Regions from separate parts of the Homo sapiens genome. Here region 2 is linked to region 1. A link is a loop called in an ENCODE intact Hi-C map of the cell type or tissue named here. Cell type or tissue: breast epithelium. All regions are shown on one strand. Each heading gives the region's core, and the rest is flanking DNA. Links, peaks and the distances in the headings are about the cores only.

What was found. Hi-C counts contacts between places; a loop is a spot of excess contacts. Peaks named below come from ENCODE experiments on the same cell type or tissue, not always from the same donor. Only the 100,000 strongest peaks of a DNase experiment are listed, where the experiment ranks them.
Region 2: it touches region 1 in a loop (27-fold over the local background); 1 of 110 quality-filtered maps calls a loop at or near these places.

Annotation. Positions count from the first base shown.
Region 1 is chr15:42,598,401-42,611,456 of GRCh38, forward strand. The region is part of intron 3 of STARD9 (StAR related lipid transfer domain containing 9); the gene reads left to right. Among named protein-coding and RNA genes, the nearest start is that of STARD9, 29 kb to the left of the region's middle. RefSeq lists enhancers at 2,398-3,014, 10,643-10,912. In breast epithelium, for the core only: no CTCF peak of the experiment used is centred there; no DNase peak of the experiment used is centred there; H3K27ac peaks cover 716 bases.
Region 2 is chr15:42,525,570-42,532,412 of GRCh38, forward strand. It overlaps SNAP23 (synaptosome associated protein 23), which reads left to right. Exons shown (of 8, transcript NM_003825.4): 6 at 2,693-2,851; 7 at 4,106-4,250; 8 at 5,844-6,843. The coding sequence ends at 5,909. It also overlaps a transcript of LRRC57 not described here. Among named protein-coding and RNA genes, the nearest start is that of LRRC57, 20 kb to the right of the region's middle. In breast epithelium, for the core only: no CTCF peak of the experiment used is centred there; no DNase peak of the experiment used is centred there.

The sequences.
Region 1 (13,056 bases), core at 5,149-7,648:
AAGGCTTTCTCACTCTGAGATTATAAATGTATTCATCATGTTTTTTTTTTTTCCTGGCATGGTAATGAATTTTTAAAATATTTACATATTTAATCTATTTGAAATTCTTTGGCATAAAAAATGAGGTAGGGCTTCAGCTTTATATTTTTTCCCCAGATAACTATCCAGTTGTCTGAATACTATTAGTTCATCTATTTTTTATTGATATACATATTTTGGGGGTACATGTGATATTTTGATACAATCTGTCATGATCAAATCAGGGTAGTTAGGATAGCCATCGCCTCAAACATTTATCTTTGTGTTGGGAGTGTTATAATTCTTCTCTTCAAGCTATATTGAAATATACAATAAATTATCATTAGTTGTAATTTTCTTACTGTATTATTGTATACTAGAGCTTACTTCTTCTAACACAGTACCGTTTATTGAACACTCATTCTTTCTCCACTGAAGTGAAAGGCTACTTTTATCAGTTAATACATTGCTATATATATTTGGGGTCTCTGTTTTTTTTGTTGTTGTTGTTTTGTTTTTTTTGGCAACCGAGTCTCACTGTGTCATCCAGGCTGGAGTGCAGTGGCACAATCTCAGCTCACTGCAACCTCCGCCTCCCAGGTTCAAATGATTCTCCTGCCTCAGCCTCCCAAGTAGCTGGGATTACAGGCCCCCACCACCATGCCTGGCTAATTTTTGTATTTTTAGTAGAATCAGGGTTTCACCATGTTGGCCAGGCTGGCCTCAAACTCCTGACCTCAGGTGCTCCACCTGCCTTGGCTTCCCAAAGTGCTGGGATTATGTGAGCCACCATGCCCGGCGTATACTTGGGGATCTCTTTTAAAACTCTGTTTTGTTTCCTCAACTGTATTTTTGTGCCTGAACCATACTGTTTCAGAAAGTTTCAAATATACATGAAAACACCATCTTGTTTCACTACTTTTTAATATTGGTGAGGGCTCGTTCTTTCTCAGACTGTCCTAGTTATTTTGGTTATTGCCCTTCCCCAAAATGCCATATCTTTCTCTGCTTTTGCTTATATTGGCTCCTCTTCCTAGTGTATATTAATACATCTCACCTCTCCAGTTTCTATCGTACAAAATACTGCTTGTTCTTTAAGGTTCAGTTAAAATGATGCTTCTTCCTTGAAGTCACCATCTCTTGGATTCTCATAGTATCTTGTTACTCCCTTGTGATACATTCTGTTTACTAACTAAAGTTAATGCTCTTTGGATACAAGGCTTATCTATTTTATTAGTCTGAGTGATCCTTGAAGGCAGACTAGGTCTCATCTATCTTTGAACATGCCACGTTTCCTAGCACAGTGACCATTCATTTATTCATTCATTCAGTAAGCATTTAGGAAGCAACACATGGGGTTTAGTGCTGCGAGGAATACAGAGTAGTAGATGTGATTCCTGCCCTCAAAAAGCTTACAGTCTTATTGGGATTACCAGGCTTTAGGTATGTAAAGATCATCAAGAATAACAAGCATTTAAGTGTTATAATCGTACTTAGAGTAAGTACTTAAGGAATCCAGAAGAATAACATATCCAAAGTTTGTTTTGAATGAGTTCAGGGAGGGTCATTTTGGTTGGAGGGGACAGCTTAAAGACTCTAAGGCAGGAATGTACACCATGTGTTTGAGGGGATCAGGTGGTGCTAGTCTGGGTGAAACTAAGAGGATATAGTCACAGTGCCCATCTTTCCAAGTGTTTCAGGAGGCCAGACTCCTATATTTCACCTCTAAGCTGGTCCAGACTCCTAGAGGAGATGAAGACCAAACGGTTTCTCTGGTACAATGACAAAGTGGTTTCAGAAGCGTACTGGATACTTAGTTGAGTCCAGCCTATATAGGACATGTCATCACTCCCATTCCAGGAAGCAAGAAAGGGAGGATGGGTGCTTTCCCTTTAGATAATTTGGAGGAGCTATGAGGACTTTTAACCTGAGGAGAGGAAGCAGTGTATACTGGATACAAGGTTATAGGTTACAGAAAAAGCATTCTTCACTCAACAAACATTTATCTATTATATGCCAGGGATGGGCTAGGTGCTGGGTAAACAAATGGGGGGTGCTTGTGCATGTGTGTGTGAGAGAGAGAGGGTTTTGCTTCGTTTCTTTCTTTCTTTTTTTTTTTTTTTTGAGACCAAGTTTCGCTCTTGTTGCCCAGGCTGGAGTGCAACGGCACGATCTTGGCTCACTGCAACCTCTGCCTCCCGGGTTCAAGCGGTTCTCCTGCCTCAGCCTCCCGAGTAGCTGGGATTATAGGCATGCACCACCATGCCCAGCTAATTTTGTATTTTTAGTAAAGATGGGGTCTCTCCATGTTGATCAGGCTGGTCTCGAACTCCTGACCTCAGGTGATCTGCCCATCTTGGCCTCCCAAAGTGTTGGGATTACAGACATGAGCCACAGTGCCAGCCTGCTTCGTTTATCTCACTTGATATATCTGTTTTTCTTTCTTTTTTTTTTTTTTTTTAGTATTTATTGATCATTCTTGGGTGTTTCTCGGAGAGGGGGATTTGGCAGGGTCATAGGACAATAGTGGAGGGAAGGTCAGCAGATAAACATGTGAACAGAGGTCTCTGGTTTTACTAGGCAGAGAGCCCTGCCGCCTTCAGCAGTGTTTGTGTCCCTGGGTACTTGAGATTAGGGAGTGGTGATGACTCTTAACGAGTATGCTGCCTTCAAGCATCTGTTTAACAAAGCACATCTTGCACTGCCCTTAATCCATTTAACCCTTAGTGGACACAGCACATGTTTCAGAGAGCACGGGTTGGGGGTAAGGTTATAGATTAACAGCATCCCAAGGCAGAAGAATTTTTCTTAGTACAGAACAAAATGGAGTCTCCTATGTCTACTTCTTTCTACGCAGACACAGTAACAGTCTGATCTCTCTCTCTTTTCCCCACATTTCCCCCTTTTCTATTCGACAAAACCGCCATCGTCATCATGGCCCATTCTCAGTGAGCTATTGGGTACACCTCCCGACGGGGTGGCGGCCGGGCAGAGGGGCTCCTCACTTCCCAGACGGGGCGGCCGGGCAGAGGCGCCCCCCAACCTCCCAGACGGGGCGGCGGCCGGGCGGGGGCTGCCCCCCACCTCCCGGATGGGGCGGCTGGCCGGGCGGGGGCTGCCCCCCACCTCCCGGACGGGGCGGCTGGCTGGGCGGGGGCTGCCCCCCCACCTCCCGGACGGGGCGGCTGGCCGGGTGGGGGCTGCCCCCCACTTCCCGGATATATCTGTTTTTCTACAGGAGGGTTTTCTGAGCAAAACTCTCCATTGTCGGTCTGTTAATATATTCTTTATTTCACCTATCAGTGCAAAGATGGACAGTGTGTTTGATTTATATTCCACAAACCCTATAGCATTAAGTCTAGCGTCAGCAGATGATCTGCAAAAAATTTACATTTTGCTCTATGGACTCTAGAGCCTATTTTACTTTATTTTATTTATTTATTTATTTTGAGGCAGTCTTGCTCTGTCACCTGGGCTGGAGTGCAGTGGTGCGATCTCAGTTCACTGCAACCTCTGCCTCCGGGTTCAGGTGATTCTCCTGCCTCAGCCTTCTGAGTAGCTGGGACTACAGGTGCGTGTCACCACGCCCGGCTCGTTTTTATATTTTTAGTAGAGACAGTGTTTCACCATGTTGGCCAGGCTTAGGTCTTGAACTCCTAACGTCAAGTGATCCACCCACCTCAGCCTCCCAAAGTGATTACAGGCATTAGCTGCTGCACCCAGCCTAGAGCAAATTTTAATTTAGTGTTTGTTTCCTACACCAAAGGCAGGCAGAGTCTTTGTCAGACATGGCAATAGTATGCTCTGGCTTCTAGAACATGGCTGGGTGACTTTATCTCTTAAAGCCAAAGCCAGAAATTGATAATTTACTATGAAATATTTTGGGGCATTTCCAGTTGCAGGTTTTGATATACCTGGCTAAGGTATGGTATGTTCAAGGTAGAGGGGTCGTGACTGCAAGTTGTCCAGGTTCTTGGTGTTTTGAAGAAGGAATTGGACAAAATGCCCAGTAAAGCAAAGAAAGAATGAAACGAGAGAATGAAAGCAGGGATTTATTAAAAATGAAAGTACACTCCACAGTATGGGAGCAGGCTGAGCACTGACTCAAGGGATCAGATACAGAATCTCCTTGGGTGCAAATACCCTCTAGAAGTTTTCCCATTGGCCACTGCATGCTCACCTCATGTAAATGAAGTGGTAGCTTGCAATCTGTCTGATTGGTTGCAGAAGGCAGTCAACCAGAGCCTGAAGTGAAGTTGCAAAAGTCACACTGCTGTGCAAACAGAGGTTAGGGTGAAGTTACAAAGTCATACCTCTATGGTAAACGAAGAAGACTCGGCCAGCAATCAGCCTGATTGGTTGTAGACAGCAACCATTCAGAGCTGTGGAGTGAAGTTACAAAGTTGCAAATGAAGCCAAGACCCCCAACTCCTTCATCCCACCCCTTTTGTTACTTTTGTTACTTAGGCGTGGAAAGTCTAGGGTTTTCCTTTCAGTTTAGTTCTGGGAAGTTGGCGTGAGAGCCTTAGGTTCCCTGCCTCTAGACCCTATTCTCCTGCCTCATATCCAGTATGGATCCTTGCTGCTACTTGCTGCTCTTTCTGAACTGCATTTTTTGGGACTGGAGTTTGGCCTCATATATTCTTTTCCAGGATAAAGTTTGAGGTGGTTGTTACAATATGTTGGCTCCAATTATTCTGTGATTTACATATATTTACACAAGCCCACTTTCCAGTAAAAATAGACTTTTTATTTATTTATTTATTTATTTTCGAGACAGAGTCTTGCTCTGTTGCCTAGGCTGGAGTGCAGCCTGCCTCAGCCTCCTGAGTAGCTGGGACTACAGGCACGTGCTACCACACCTGACTAATTTTTGTATTTTTAGTAAATATTGGGTTTCCCCATGCAAGCCCAGCTGGACTCGAACTCCTGACCCTGTGATCCTCTCAGCCTCCCAAAGTGCTGGGATTACAGGCATGAGCCACCATGCCAGCCAAAAATAGACATTTTAGAATTGTGAGCAGGTGTGGAGGTGAAGAGGAAACAATTTGTGTCTTTGTTCTTGTAATCACCAGATTACAAGGTTCTTGCCTGCTGCCCCATAGAGCCAATTTACCGAGACAGTGGAATCACAATAAAGAGTTGAATAAACACAGAGCCAGCTAAGCAAAAGCCCAGAGTTTATTACTCAAATCAGTCTCCCCAAATATGTGGAGACGAGGGTTTTTAAAGGATAGTTTTGCAGGCAGGGGGCTAGGGAATGGGGAATATTGATTGGTTGGGTCTGGGATGAAATCATAGGGGGTCAAAGCTTGTCTTCTTGTGCTGAGTCAGTTATTGGGTGGGAGGGCCACAGGACCAGATGAGCCAGTTTTGTAAGGTCTGGGTGGCACCAGCTGGTCATCAGAATACAGGGTCTGAAAAATACTTCAATTCCTATCTTTGGTTCAAAGAACCAAAGGAAAAATACTTCAGTTCCTATCTATAGGAGCAATTGAGGAGGTTAAGAATCTTGTGATCCCTGACTGCATGACTCCTGCACCGTAATTTCTAGTCTTGTGGCTAATGTGTTAGTTTTACAAAGGTGGTCTGGTCCCCATGCAAGGAGGGGGTTTGTTTGGGGAAGGGGCTGTTACCTGTTTCAAAGTTAAACTATAAATTCCTTCCTTAGTTAGCTTGACCTGTGCCCAGGAGTGAACAAGGTAGCCTGGAGGTTAGAAGTAAGATGGAGTTGCTTAGGTCAGATTTCTTTCACTGCCATAACTTCCTATGTCAGATTTTTCACTGTCATGATTTTTGCAAAGGCAGTTTCAGTCTGTCTGCTTCTACTTGTTTGATCCACGCTTCTCTTACCTGTCTCTTAAATCAACATCAAATTTGATTTTTTTATTTGTGGAAGCTCATAAGGTCATATAATATGTGATTATTCTACCTCGTTCATTCATTCAGCATGCATTTACATAAAAATATGCCAAGAATTGTGCTAGGCACTGGAAATAACCAATAAGAACCAACATTGTATTTGTCCTTTAAAAACTAATAGTTCTTGACAGAGACAGATACTAAAGAGAGAATTACTCCACAGTGTGGTAAATGTTATCATATTTTAACCAAGGATTTGAAAAAACGTGAAGAGGGAGGAAGATTGTTTTTGTCAGGGGAGGAAATCTAGTTCATAGTATGATTGCTTTATTCAGGATCAAATTGATTTTTTTTTTTTTTTTTTTTTTTTTTTTTTGAGACAGGGTCTCTCTCTGTCCCCCAGGCTGGAGTGGAATGCAGTGGTGTGATCTTAGTTCACTGCAGCCTTGATCTCCTGGGCTCAAGCAATCCTCCCAACTTAGCCTCCTGAGTAACTAAGACTACAAACATGTGCCACCACACCTGGCTAATTTTTTATTTTTTGTAGAAACAAGGTCTCACTATGTTGCTCAGGCTGGTCTCTAACTCCTGGGCTCAAGTGATCCATCCACCTCAGCCTCCCAAAGTGCTGGGATTACAGGTGTGAGCCATCGCGCCTGACCTGGATCGAATGGAATTTAAATCCATATATTCTGTTCCAAAGATGAGAAGGACATTTCTTCTTAAATCTTGAGGGTGCTGTTTCATGTACATAAATTTAACCTCACAGCTTGGTGAGTTTCCAAAAAGATCAAAGACTTCTCAAAGCATCATATGAATTATTCACTAGTCCTAACATGGAGCTCTCTCCTGAGTTTTATTCTGGATGCCATTTAATCTTATAATAAAATAGATATATGAATCATTTGGTTGAGGCTGCTACTTAGCATATTAACTTGATGTATGGTCATTATAGAGGGGCTGGATTCAGATGTTTGAACTACAGCGAAAACCTTTCTGCAGGAAAGGCAGAGTTGACAGTTTCTTATTTTTCAAGTATGAGGCAAAGGAACATGAGCTATTTATAGACTCACTTCCGCAACAGACTGAACACAATAGAAGCCTGAAATCAAATGGTGACCAGATGTGCCCAGGCATCCCCCAAGTCTAGGTGTCAAAATTATAAAAGACAGAGCCCCTGGGGAATTGGTTTCAGGGCAGAAGCAGTGCACTTAAGCCCATAAGATCACCATCTGTATACAAATAGCCCCTTAAACAGCTGGTCCTCAGGAGTGGAAGAGGTAAACAACAGTGTGTTCAAACTCACTTTTCTTGCTTCTCTTCCTAGAAGTGGGGGATAATCCCTTTGTCAATAACTTTATTTCCCAATTCTTGTCTCTCTAGTTAGGCAGTTAGAAAAGATACAGCTGCGTTCTGGGGATATGCGCTGAATTGGTGTCCGAGGAAGATTAATGCAGCTTCCATGCAGTTGGTGGAGATCATGGTTCTGCTGAGATGAGAAGACATCTGACAGGGATGGAAACCCATAATTACTTTTCTTTCTTTACTGTTCCTCCCCTGTTAAACTAATTTCATCTTGTTTGTGGTGGTGTTGTGGCGATGTTTAAAGCACAAACATGTCGTGGTCTCTGGCTGGTATTGCTTTTCCTTTTCTCCCGCATCAGAGATTTTAAGAAAATACAAACAACTTCCTCTTTCCATAAACATCTGGAAACATTCCCATGGAGTTTAGATTCAATTTCAGGGTTTGGAAAAGTTGTACTTAATTTTGGAAAATGTTCAAACCAGCTTGCTTCAATGGGAAGGGAGAAAAGAAAATAGCACTTTTTGAGAACCTACAGTCTTCCAGGTACTGTATTGAGTACTTATCACCTTCACAACAACCCTGTAAAGTGGGTTAGTACTCTGTTTTACAGATGTGCTTACTGAGGTTCAGAGATGAAGCCCAGTTTTAGTCCATTCTACTGTCTCACCACATCCTGCTACCTTTGCACTCCTTCTCTGTGCTAACCTCTAATACTTGGAGTATGACATGAATTAGCTGACAATTGGAAAATATTGGACTGTTAAATCTTGCATTTACTATAGGAAAAGACCAAGAGTCATGAATATAGAACATGTGTTTTCAAGCCTCTCTATTGGCCCCTCTCTCTGAGATGTGCAGAACACCACCTATTTTTAGTTTTGTTTTTTGAAACAGGGTCGGACTCTGTTGCCCAGGCTGGAGTGCAGTGGTGTGATCTCAGGTCACTGCAACCTTCACCTCCTGGGCTCAAGCCACCTTCCCACCTCAGCCTCCCAAGTACCTGGGAACACAGGTGCGCACCACCACACCCAGCTAATTTTTGTATTTTTTTTTTTTTTTAAGATGGAGTTTTTCCAAGTTGCCTAGGCTGGTCTCAAACTCCTGGGCTCAGGTGGTCCTCCCACCTCAGCCTCCCAAAGTGCTGGGATTACAGGTGTAAGCCACTGCGCCCAGCCTATTTTTAGTTTTGTATCCAGAGTAAGTGCTTGTATACATGTACAGTCAGGGTGCTTTCTTCTGAATCCCCTGAGTAGACCTAACTGACCCAGCTACTCTCTAAGGCACAAAAAATAGCTCACCCATTATAGCAAATGGATGCTTCATTTCACTCATTCTGACCCAGAGGCTGGGTTTTGAAGTGTACTTCATTGATTGATTGATTGACAAGGTCTCACTCTGTCTCCCAGGCTGGAGTGCAGTGGCGTGATCATAGCTCACTGCAGCCTCTATCTCCCGGGCTCAAGTGATCCTACCACCTTAGCTTCCTGAGTAGCTGGGACTACAGGCATGTGCCACGTCCTCCACATGGAGGAGTCTAAAGTCTGTGCACAACCCTGTAACCATTGTGCTCTTTTTCCTTCCCAGCACAACCCTGCATTTTTCTGGTGCTTTTTTTTTTTTTTTTTTTTTTTTTTAAGATGGAGTCTCTCTCTGTCACCCAGGCTGGAGTACAGTGGTGCGATCTCAGTTCACTACAACCTTCGCCTCCTGGGTTCAAGCAATTCTCCTGCCTCATTCTCCTGAGTAGCTGGGACTACAGGCATGCACCACCATGCGCGGCTAATTTTTATATTTTTAGTAGAGATGGGGTTTCACCATGTTGGCCAGGCTGGTCTCAAACTCCTGACCTCAAGTGATCTGCCCACCTCACCCTCCCAAAGTGCTGGGATGACAGGTGTGAGCCACTGTGCCCACCCTCCTGATGCCTCTTTTTCTGAATAGATTCTTTCTCATCTGTGGAGTACCCTAGGAATTCCAGTTTCATATTAGAGAGGGAAAGAATAAATACAGGACCTCCAGACTGAATCTAGGAGAATCTTAATATATTATACACACACACACTTATACACACACACACACACACACACACACACACACACAAATATATATTTGAATATAATTAAATCCTATATTGTTTTACAGGTTTTTCCTAAATCCCACCTGCTTCCAAGTATTTATTTTCTAGCAAGTATTTATTTACCCCCCTCTGATCAGTATCTTCCACATAGAAGTACTTACACAGTAGGGAGGATGAATCTCTTAGGCATTTGTCAGCTCCGTTAGGATTTTTAGAGGTTTACTATGTTTTATTGAAAACCAGCCTCAAGTTCCTGATTGACTGTCCAGGTTTGTGTCAGTATATTTCTTAGTTGTCACTAACAAGTAATTGTGGAGCTGAGTGCTCACCCCCACCCCCCGCAGGTCTCTTTTCCATTATCTTATTTTTTGTTTTTTTGCATACACTTTGGTAAGTTGCTGAGACAACCTTGAGAAACACCTTTGTCCAGGGATATGGGCTAAGGCTGGAGTCAGGCTTTGTTTGCTTGGTTGAAGTGACTTGCTATGAAGGGCTGAGGTGTAAGAAGTGCCACAGACGAGTGTGGTTAGAGATCTTGTGACTCTGGCATGCAGCACTGCCCTTCTGCAAGCTAGTCTTTAGGATTGGAGGAGGGTAGTGTGGTTTGTGGGTAGTGTGGCTTGAGGGAAGACAGGACCCTGCCAGCCGGATGCGTGAGGTGGATGCTGTTCAGATGAACACATAACTAATCTCTTCAACCAGACCCTGGATTGCCAAGAATGATATGGGCTTCACCTGGGCTGGCTGAACCCAACAATGAAACCGGAATTGTCTCAGAGGCTCAGCTCCCTTGCTTCTCTTACATTAAGATTGGTCTCTAGAGACCCATTTAGACTAAACAGTATTAAAAACAGGAAATTTGCTCCTAGCAGCCTGATTGCAGGAAAAGTTTTTTCCACATAGGCAGGAATGAATGTTAAGAACAAAAACTCCATCCTCCAGGCTTGTTTTCTTATATAAAATTATTAGCAACCAAAAAAACTTGAAGCATCTTTGACATATTGGACTACCTCTCAGAGTGCTGACAGGACCCAATACCAAAAGGTGATAAAGAGCTCTTGTGAACACAATCAAAAATATGAAAACGGTGCTTTGTGGAAGATACTGACCTGGTAATGTTTATCTTGCCTGAAGATCAAATATGTGGAAATTAATGCAGAAAGGATTGGGGGAAACCTAAAGAACAGCTATAATTTAATTTTAGTCAACACTCATTTATTGTGACTATTCTGGATTCAGTCCATAGATTATGTATTCATGTATTCAGTCAGTGTTAACCGAGCATGCACTGTGCGTTGTTGCTGGGTGCCATGTCCCAGCTTCAGCCTTAGATGTGTGAGATCCTCTTTCCTCTTTGGTACCTCAGGGGCTTGCTAGGGTTTTCTTATGACAGTTCCGGGCATCCCTAGATCTAGAGACCAAACTCCTGGGACTGCTGCTCTTTTGAATGATTTTGCTGCTGAGGATAGTGGGGGGCGGGAAGGGGAATATATTGGAAGAAGAGAAAGGGGACAAAGAGAAAACTAAAAGCTAGAAAGGAAATGCTTTTTTTCTTCTGTGATGTCATTCTGCCCAAATAAGTCGAGTGTTGAAGAAGGCTTCTAAGCCCTCAGAACGTGACCCAAGTCCTCTCTCTAACCCTGGCTTCTATTCATAACCCTAATGTGGCTCAGTCAGTGTGTCATGAACACACTTCTGCAGAAGAGACGGTATGGTCAAAAGATTCTTTAGTAGATCTGTGTCATTTCTTTGCTTGTGAGGAAACAACTATTTTTAAAACTTTTTTTTTTTTTTTGAGATGGAGTCTTGCTCTGTCACCAGGCTGGGGTACAGTGGCACAATCTTGACTCACTGCAACCACTGCCTCCCAGGTTCAAGCAATTCTCCTGCTGCAGCCTCCTGAGTAGCTGGGACTACAGGCACGCGCCACCACGCCCAGCTAATTTTTGTGTTTTTAATAGAGATCGGGTTTCACCATGTTGGCCAGGCTAGTCTTGAACTCCTGACCTCGTGATCTGCCTGCCTTGGCCTCCCAAAGTGCTGGGATTACAGGTGTGAGCCACCGTGCCCAGCCCTGAAATTTTAATTTAAGTGAAGGTGACAGTGGTTTCTGGCTAACTAGTTAATCAGAAATGTATTTGAATAATGGCTGGGTGTGGTGGCTCATGCCTGCAATTCCAGCACTTTGGGAGGCTGAGGCGGATGGATCACTTGAGGTCAGGAGTTCCAGACCAGCCTGGCCCATATGGCAAAACCCTATCTCTACTAAAAATTCAAAAATTAGCTGAGCATGGTGGTGGGCTCCTGTAATCCCAGCTACTCGCGAGGCTGAGGCAGGAGAATCACTTGAACGCAGGAGGTGGAGGTTGCAGTAAGCTTAGATCACGGCACTGAACTCCAGCCTGGGCGACAGAACGAGACACTATCTCCAAGAAATAAAATAAAAAATAAAGAAATGTGTTTGAATAAGAGTCTCATTTTGTGATCATTTACGTAAAAGCAGCATAACCATTGCTTTATGATAGTCATTTTTGCTGCTCGCTGAATATTCATTGCCCTTCATCTTCTGCTGCTAGGATTTCACTTCCCAGCCCCACTTGGTTAGGTGGGGCCATGTGATTGGTTCTAGCCAGTGGGTTATTAGCAGAAATAATGTCTGAGCCTTTGATTGCTGGGATATGACCCTCTAAAGCCCTCTTTCCTTTCGGCAGCATGATCAGCAACATTGGAGATGGGTTGTTCTCTCAGTTGGGCCCTAGAGAAGCTGTAACAATCAGTGTCCCCTACTGACTCCTGTGTAGCATAAGCCAGAAATAAACTTCATTGTTTAAACCACTATTCTTTTGGGGTTTGCTGCAATAGCCAAACTTATACTTTCTTTTTCTTCTTCTTTTCTTTTTTTAAGACAGAGTCTCACTCTTGTCGCCCAGGCTGGAGTGCAGTGGCGCAATCTTGGCTCACTGCAACCTCCGCCGCCCGGGTTCAAGCTTCTCCTGCCTCAGCCTCCTGAGTAGCTGGGATTACAGGCACCCGCCACCACGCCCGACTTATTTTTGTACTTTTAGTAGAGACGGGGTTTCGCCATGTTGGCCAGGCTGGTCTTGAACTCCTGACCTCAGGTGATCCGCTTATCTCAGCCTCCCAAAGTGCTGGGATTACAGGCGTGAGCTACCGTGCCTGGCCCAAACTGATTCTTTCTTAACTGATAGATTACTCACTGTTGAGTTTGTTGAATGGCTTTAACTTTGATATAGTATCAGTCACAGTAAGAAAATGGGTCGAGGTGATCTGTATATGTACTTTCATTTTATTTTCAATGATAAATTATTTTAATGAATTTCCAAGGATTGAAAGTACCCAGGACTCTCTTAGTCTTGCTTTTTTCCCCCTTTTTCTATGGAAACCCACAAATCTATTCTATTTTTTGAAGTTGGCTCTAAAAAGGACTTTTGCCCTACAGCAGGGCTTGGCAAACTATGATCTGTGGGCCAAATCTTGCCACCACCTGTTTTAGAAAGTAAAGATTTTTTGAAATACAGCCATGTCCATTAGTTTATGTAATATTTGTGGATGATTTTGTATACTACAAAGATGGAGTTGAGTAGTTGTGACAGAAACATTATGATCCACAAAGCTGAAAATACTTGCTATCTGGCTCTTGATAGAAAAAGTTTGCCAGTGTCTGCCTTGTAGGATCCTTAATTATTAGGAATGGAAATGTTCCCAGAGGATTTGCCTCAATTGTTGGAGACATTCTCGTTCTTGGAAATTCCACCTGATGGAAGGAAAGCCT
Region 2 (6,843 bases), core at 1-2,500, 78 kb before region 1:
TCTTCTGCCTCTGCCTCCTGAGTTGCGGGGACTGCATTCGAGCGCCACCACACCCAGCTAAGTTTTGTATTTTTAGTAGAGACAGGGTTTCACCATGTTGGCCAGGCTGGTCTCGAACTCCTGACTTCGTGATCTGCCTGCCTCGGCCTCCCAAAGTGCTGGTATTACAGGTGTGAATCACCGCACCCGGCCAAGATCCAGTCATTTTAAAGACAGCAGAGTTTGATAACCAATCTGATTCTTTGTTTATAGACTATGTTTCAATTAAAAATCATTCACATGATCATTTTTAAACAATTCATTTGCATTTTATGCCCTTATATCTAATTGTGGAAAGAAGAATTCTCATAAGTGTAAAGAATTTTTTCAAATATTGCCTCTTAATGTTGGGAAGGAGGTTGGAATGCATATATATTCCTTAATAGACCAGAACCCAAGGTCATGTCCCAGTCCACTCCTCTTTTTGTGCTGTCAGAAACATAATATCTCATTAGTTACTTTGGAATTTCAACCTTCTCTCTTGCACCTGTTCCACAATCCGAAATTCTAATAAAAGCCCCACTTCTGTTACTTCTGTTAATATTTGTGGTTATTAACTTTCTGATAAACTAATATATTGCTTTTGTTTTATTTACTAGCACTTACTCTGCTCTAGAATTTTGCCTGGGACCTTTCTTATTATTAACAAAGAATACATGTGAATATTTATTTTAAAAATATATATCCTACCTTGTTCCAAGAAAAATTTAACATGGCTTCTTAATAAATAAATGGGTTAATTAATAAAAACAGCATAGAAACATAATTATGATAACTTAAAGTGGTACCATGAAACACACTTGGAGAACTAGCTCTTCAGTGTTCATAAATTTGCCTTTGCAATGCCTCTCACAAAAAAAAATTAGTAGTATCCTTTCTGTAATGTTAATGATAAAGTCTAAGATTCAATTCTAGGTTTGCCGAAAATGAATCCTCACATGCCTATTAAGGAAGAAGTCACTTTTTTCATAAAATCTCTTCCCTACCTTTTTAATTTTTGCAATTTTAAAACTTCCTTATTAATGTAAAATGTAGAATAAATCAGAGATCAATATTTGAGCAACATACTATTTCGTTTTTGTTTATAGAAAAGTGAAAACTAAAATTGAATGAAAGCTTGACTTTAGCCAAATAATCAAGAAAAGTTTTGTGTCACTTTTCCGTAACAGCCATTTTTTTTTCCCTGTAATAGCCACTTTTTCTTTCTTTTTAAGACACTTAGACTTATGATTTTTTTTTTTTTTTGAGATGGAGTGTCTCGCTCTGTTGCCCAGGCTGGAGTGCAGTGGTGTGATCTTGGCTCCTTGCAACCTCCGCCTCCTGGGTTCAAGCGATTCTCCTGCCTCAGCCTCCCCAGTAGCTGGGATTATAGGCACGTGGTGCCACACCCAGCTAATTTTTGTATTTTTAGTAGAGATGGGGTTTCACCATGTTGCCCAGGCTGGTCTTGAACTCCTGACCTCAGGTGATCCACCCACCTTGGCCTCCCAAAGTGCTGGGATTACCGGTGTGAGCTACTGTGCCCGGCCTTGATCGTTTTTTTAAAGAGGAAACTCTTAAATGAAAAACTCCTACACTACAGGATTTATGAATGACCGCTTGTGTGGTCAAGGTACTTATTTGTCCGCTGATTGTCCAATTTGGAAATTATTCATGCCTTTCTTTCCTGATGGCTGGTTTGTTTGTAAGAAACCATTGTTTAAAATTTCATGGAAAATTCTAATAAAAACTGATCAGCTGGAACTACGCTGGTTCAAATTCAGTCTTCTTATTTTAAAATTTTATTTATTTATTTAAGATTAGGTCTCACTCTGTCACCCAGGCTGGAGTGCAGTGGCACTATCATGGCTCACTGCAGCCTCGACCTTCTGGGCTCAAGCAGTCCTCCCACCTCAGCCTCTCGAGTAGCTGGGACCACAGGCGTGTGCCACCACACCCAGCTAATGTTTGTATTTTTTTATAGAGATGGCATTTTGAGGCAGGGAGCAGTGGCTCACGAGCCTGTAGTCCCAGCACTTTGGGAGGCCGAGGTGGATGGATCACTTGAGGTCAGGAGTTTGAGAGATGGGTTTTTGCTGTGTTGCCCTGGCTGATCTTAAACTCCTGAGCTCAAGCGATCCACCCGCCTTGGCCTCCCAAAGTGCTGGGAGTACAGGCGTGAGCCACTGCACCCAGCATCAGCCTTCTTATTCTGTCATCCCTTGTCAACCTCTGAGATGCCTTCAAGGAACCTCTTAAGGTATCCCAGAACACCTTTTCTAAGGGACCTTTTTTTAAGTAATGTGCATTAACCTCTTTTCTAGATAGTGCTGGATACACTAGGAAGAGAAAAGCAAAACGATAGTGCCAGAGGCTAAGGGAACCTGAAAAATCAAATAGTTGCCTTTTGCTACTTGCTAACAGCCTAGTGAAGATTTGGTAGAAGTAGTATTTGGACCTTTTTAAAATTTTTTTTAGTGTCAATGGGTTTACATAATTCATCTATTTCCTATTCCATATTGCCATGGAGCATAGTGTAGATCATCTAGACTTAGCTGTATGCAGCTTTTCTACTAGAGTTATTAGTGTCATCCTCAAGGTAACAGGCACTAATAATTAGAACTCTCCGTCTTCTTTTTTTTGGTATCTCCCTACACTCCTGACTCTTATATAGAACAAAGAACTTTGAGTCTGGCAAGGCTTATAAGACAACATGGGGAGATGGTGGAGAAAACTCACCTTGCAATGTAGTATCTAAACAGCCAGGCCCGGTGACAAATGGTCAGCTTCAGCAACCAACAACGGGAGCAGCCAGTGGTGGATACATTAAACGGTATGCCAACTCCTCCTGATATTCCTGTACCTTTCTTAATGAATGGTTCACTTAGGAGATGAGTTTAGCAGTACATGACCCCTAATAAAACAAATAAAAATTGTATTTATTCCATTTTTAAAATGCATTTAAAAATCTGCCCACTGACAAAATGTGGGTTTTTTTTATTTGTTGTTTTGTTTTGAGACAGAGTCTTGCTGTGTTGCCCAGGCTGGAGTGCAGTGGCGTGATCTCAGCTCACTGCAACCTCTGCCTCCCAGGTTCAAGTTATTCTCCTGCCTCAGCCTTCCGAGTAGCTGGGACTACAGGTGTGCGCCACCACGCCCAGCTAATTTTTGTATTTTTAGTAGAGACAGGGTTTCACCATGTTGACCAGGCTGGTCTTGGACTCCTGACCTCAGGTGATCCACCTGCCTCGGCCTCCCAAAGTGCTGGGATTACAGGCATAAGCTACCACACCTGGCCAGACAAAATGTTGACTGTGGTGGTTGACCTTGGGTGATGGAATTAACTTTTCTTTATACTTTTCAGTACTTTCCAAATTATTGAACTAGACATATTTTACTTTTATATATAGAAAAAAATAGGTTTTAAAATGTGTCATCTAGAACAAGGGTCAGCTAGATTCCTGTAAGAAGATCTGTAACGAGCCAGAGAGTTAATATTTCAGACTTTTCAGGCCATACAGTCCCTTGCAATTACTCAACTCTGTTGTAGGGTTAAAGCAGGCATAAACAATATGTAAACAAATGAGCACAGCTGTGTTTGAATAACACTTGATTTACAAAATCATATGGTGGCCAGATTTGGTCCTTGGGCCGTAGTTTTCCAACCTCTCTCTTAGGGCAGTGCTTCTTTAGATAGACTTAACTGTGCATTAGAACCACTTGAGGGGCTTATTAAACCGTAGGTTTCTGGGATGCACTTACAGTTTCTGATTGAGTAGGTCTGGAATGGAGTGTGAGAATTAGCATTCTCATGTCTAACAGCTTCCCAGGTGATGCTGGGAATTAAGCTTTGAGAAACACTGTTTCAGAGTTTCTTTCTTTTCTTACATGGCTTTAAGATACTGTGCTCTCTTTGATGAGTCTCCCAGTTTTTATTATAGAATGTTTCCCAGGAATGGTAACCTATATTCTTTTGGATCTTATACTTGCTGAGAGTCATTTTGGTTACTTACTTTTGTGAAAAGTAAATCCAGACTTTTATTTAAATTCAACAAAACCTATGGAATTAACTGTCTTCTTGTGATAGCATAACTAATGATGCCAGAGAAGATGAAATGGAAGAGAACCTGACTCAAGTGGGCAGTATCCTGGGAAATCTAAAAGACATGGCCCTGAACATAGGCAATGAGATTGATGCTCAAAATCCACAAATAAAACGAATCACAGACAAGGTAAAAGCTTTTTATTGCCACAAGAAAATGAGACACCCAGTTCAGTGTTTCAGTAATAGACATCTGTGCTAGATACTGTGGGGGACACGGTAGAATAAGCTCCTGTCCTCATAGGTCTTAATTCTGATGAGGTGGTGGTTCTAACACATAAAACAAGAGCCAAGTCCTCCCTGTCATGGTAGTTGGTGCATTTTGAAACCAGAGTTTTGGAATATAGTAGTTTTACTTAAACCTTCACACATGAAGCTTAGTATCTACTTTAGCTTTTGAGCGTGTTTTTTTCTCTCCCAAATGAGTTTTATTTTGTTAACTAATTTTTTAATTGAGAATGGGGTCTTGCTCTGTCGCCTAGGGTAGTGTGGTGGTACAATCACAGCTCACTGCAGCCTGCCTCCTAGGCTAAAGCGTTCCTCCCACATCAGCCTATTTTGTTAACTAAAAATAAATTAAGTTCCTGAATCCTCATCTCATGAAAGAGTCCGTAGGTGAAAATCTGTTCTGCAGAATAGTTCTTATGGAGTGGACACACGAAATAGAGTCATGTGAGTGAAAGAAAGTTGTGATTCTTTTTTTTCCCCCTTAACTTTACATGATATAAATATAGTGAAAGCGAAATTGTTTTCAGTGTTTTGATGTGTCACATGTAAAGTCATACCTTGGCCAACCGTGGTAGCTCACACCTGTAATCTCAACACTTTGAGAGGCGGAGGCAGGAGGATTGCTTGAGCTCAGGAGTTTGAGACCAGAGCAAGACCTCGACTCTACTAAAAAAATTTAAAAATTGACCAGGCATGGTGGCATGTGCCTATTGTCCCAGTTACTCGGGAGGCTGAGGCAGAAGGATTGCTTGAGTGTAGGAGTTGAAGGCTGCAGTGAGCTGTGATTGCACCATTGCATTCCAGCCTGGGCAACAGAGTGAGACCCTTTCTCAAAAAGAAAGGAAAAAAAGAAAGTCATACCTCATTAAAATCTCAGTGAACTTTAGGGTGAGTTTTTAAGCTTGGCTCTCTGTTAAATCACTTTTGATGGATTTAATTGAAACAGTGGTTCACAAGATGCTTTAAATGCTGCAGTCTGGGTTTAGGCTATATTTACCTGTCATTTTAATTCAGATGTTGGTGAGGATGGTAATAGATTCGTTTCAAAGATCTTTGGAAAGGTTATTTCAGTCTCTCCAGGTTAGACTTAGGGTGTCTGAATCCAGATGAGATTCTATGATTCAGTTCAGAGGACTCACACAAGGTCCAGATCTTTAACAGAGAAGAGCACTCTTTCATATTTCATTGCATCAAAAAATGCCATTGATTACAGGATGCATCCCAGTTTCAGGCATGTTAAACTATGAAAAAATGCGTTATAGAATTTATGAAATATTGGCAAGGTCTTATATGTTACACCTTTGTCATGTTTATATACCAGGGGTTTTCCAAATGAATTTCATATTCTGTTACTTCTTGCCCAACATGAGTTTTGTAATGTAACTTCACGTGGTTTCTTGGATTTTCTTGGTGTGTCAGTTACTCCAAGTGTAAAAAGTTTAATTTTTATTAGAGTTACTTACCTTGTAAAGCTGATATCTTTCTTGTTTTTCAGGCTGACACCAACAGAGATCGTATTGATATTGCCAATGCCAGAGCAAAGAAACTCATTGACAGCTAAAGCTACTGCTGTTCTTCTTTATCATTTATTCACTTCCGTAGCTCCTCCTTGAAAGTTATTACCTTTTCAGAGTTTAAGTTTTCGGTTCCACGCTCTTCTAATTGGGAGATAATATGGAAGAAGGGCCAGAGCAGTTACAGCCCTCCTTCTTTTTTGTTTTCTGTTGAGGGCCGACTGCTGCTCTGCCTTCCTTCTAGTATTTTCTTTCTCAATTCATACGCTTAGATTGGTTTTCATATGTCATGTTTAGTGTTTTCATCCTCCTCATATACTTCAGCAGGTTCTTTTGCTTTCAAGATTTGGAAGCATTGCCAAAGACAGCCATGAAGAAGGAAGCTGTAGAGGTGTTTTTTGTTGTTGTTTATTTTTGCTTTTGTGGTTGAGGGAAGGACAAGAGATAAGAGGTTGTTACCTCAGTAAAAACCTTCAGGCCACAAAGCAAAAAGTTGCATAGCCACAACGAAGATCTAGTTGGATATAGTTTTTGATTTAAGTTGCAGTTATAGCCAATTTAGGCTAATGCTTGGTTTTGGAGCTTTTATACACAACGTTTTTGTTAGGCATCACAGTTTTGCAACCTCTGCTCCAAAGAGAAAAATAGAATGAGTTTTCTTTCTTTTTTTTTTTTTTGGAGTCAGAGTCTCGCTCTCTTGTCCAGGCTGGAGTGCAATAGCGCGATCTGGGCTCACTGCAACCTCCGCCTCCCTGGTTCAAGCAATTCTCCTGCCTTGCCTCCTGAGTAGCTGGGATTACAGGCGTGTGTCACCACGCTCGGCTAATTTTTGTATTTTTAGTAGAGACAGGGTTTCACCATGTCAAGCTGGTCTTGGACTCCTGACGTCGTGATCCACCCGCCTTGGCCTCCCAAAGTACTGGGATTACAGGCGTGAGCCACTGTGCCTGGCTGAGTTTTCTTAAAGTGAGCTTAATTTCT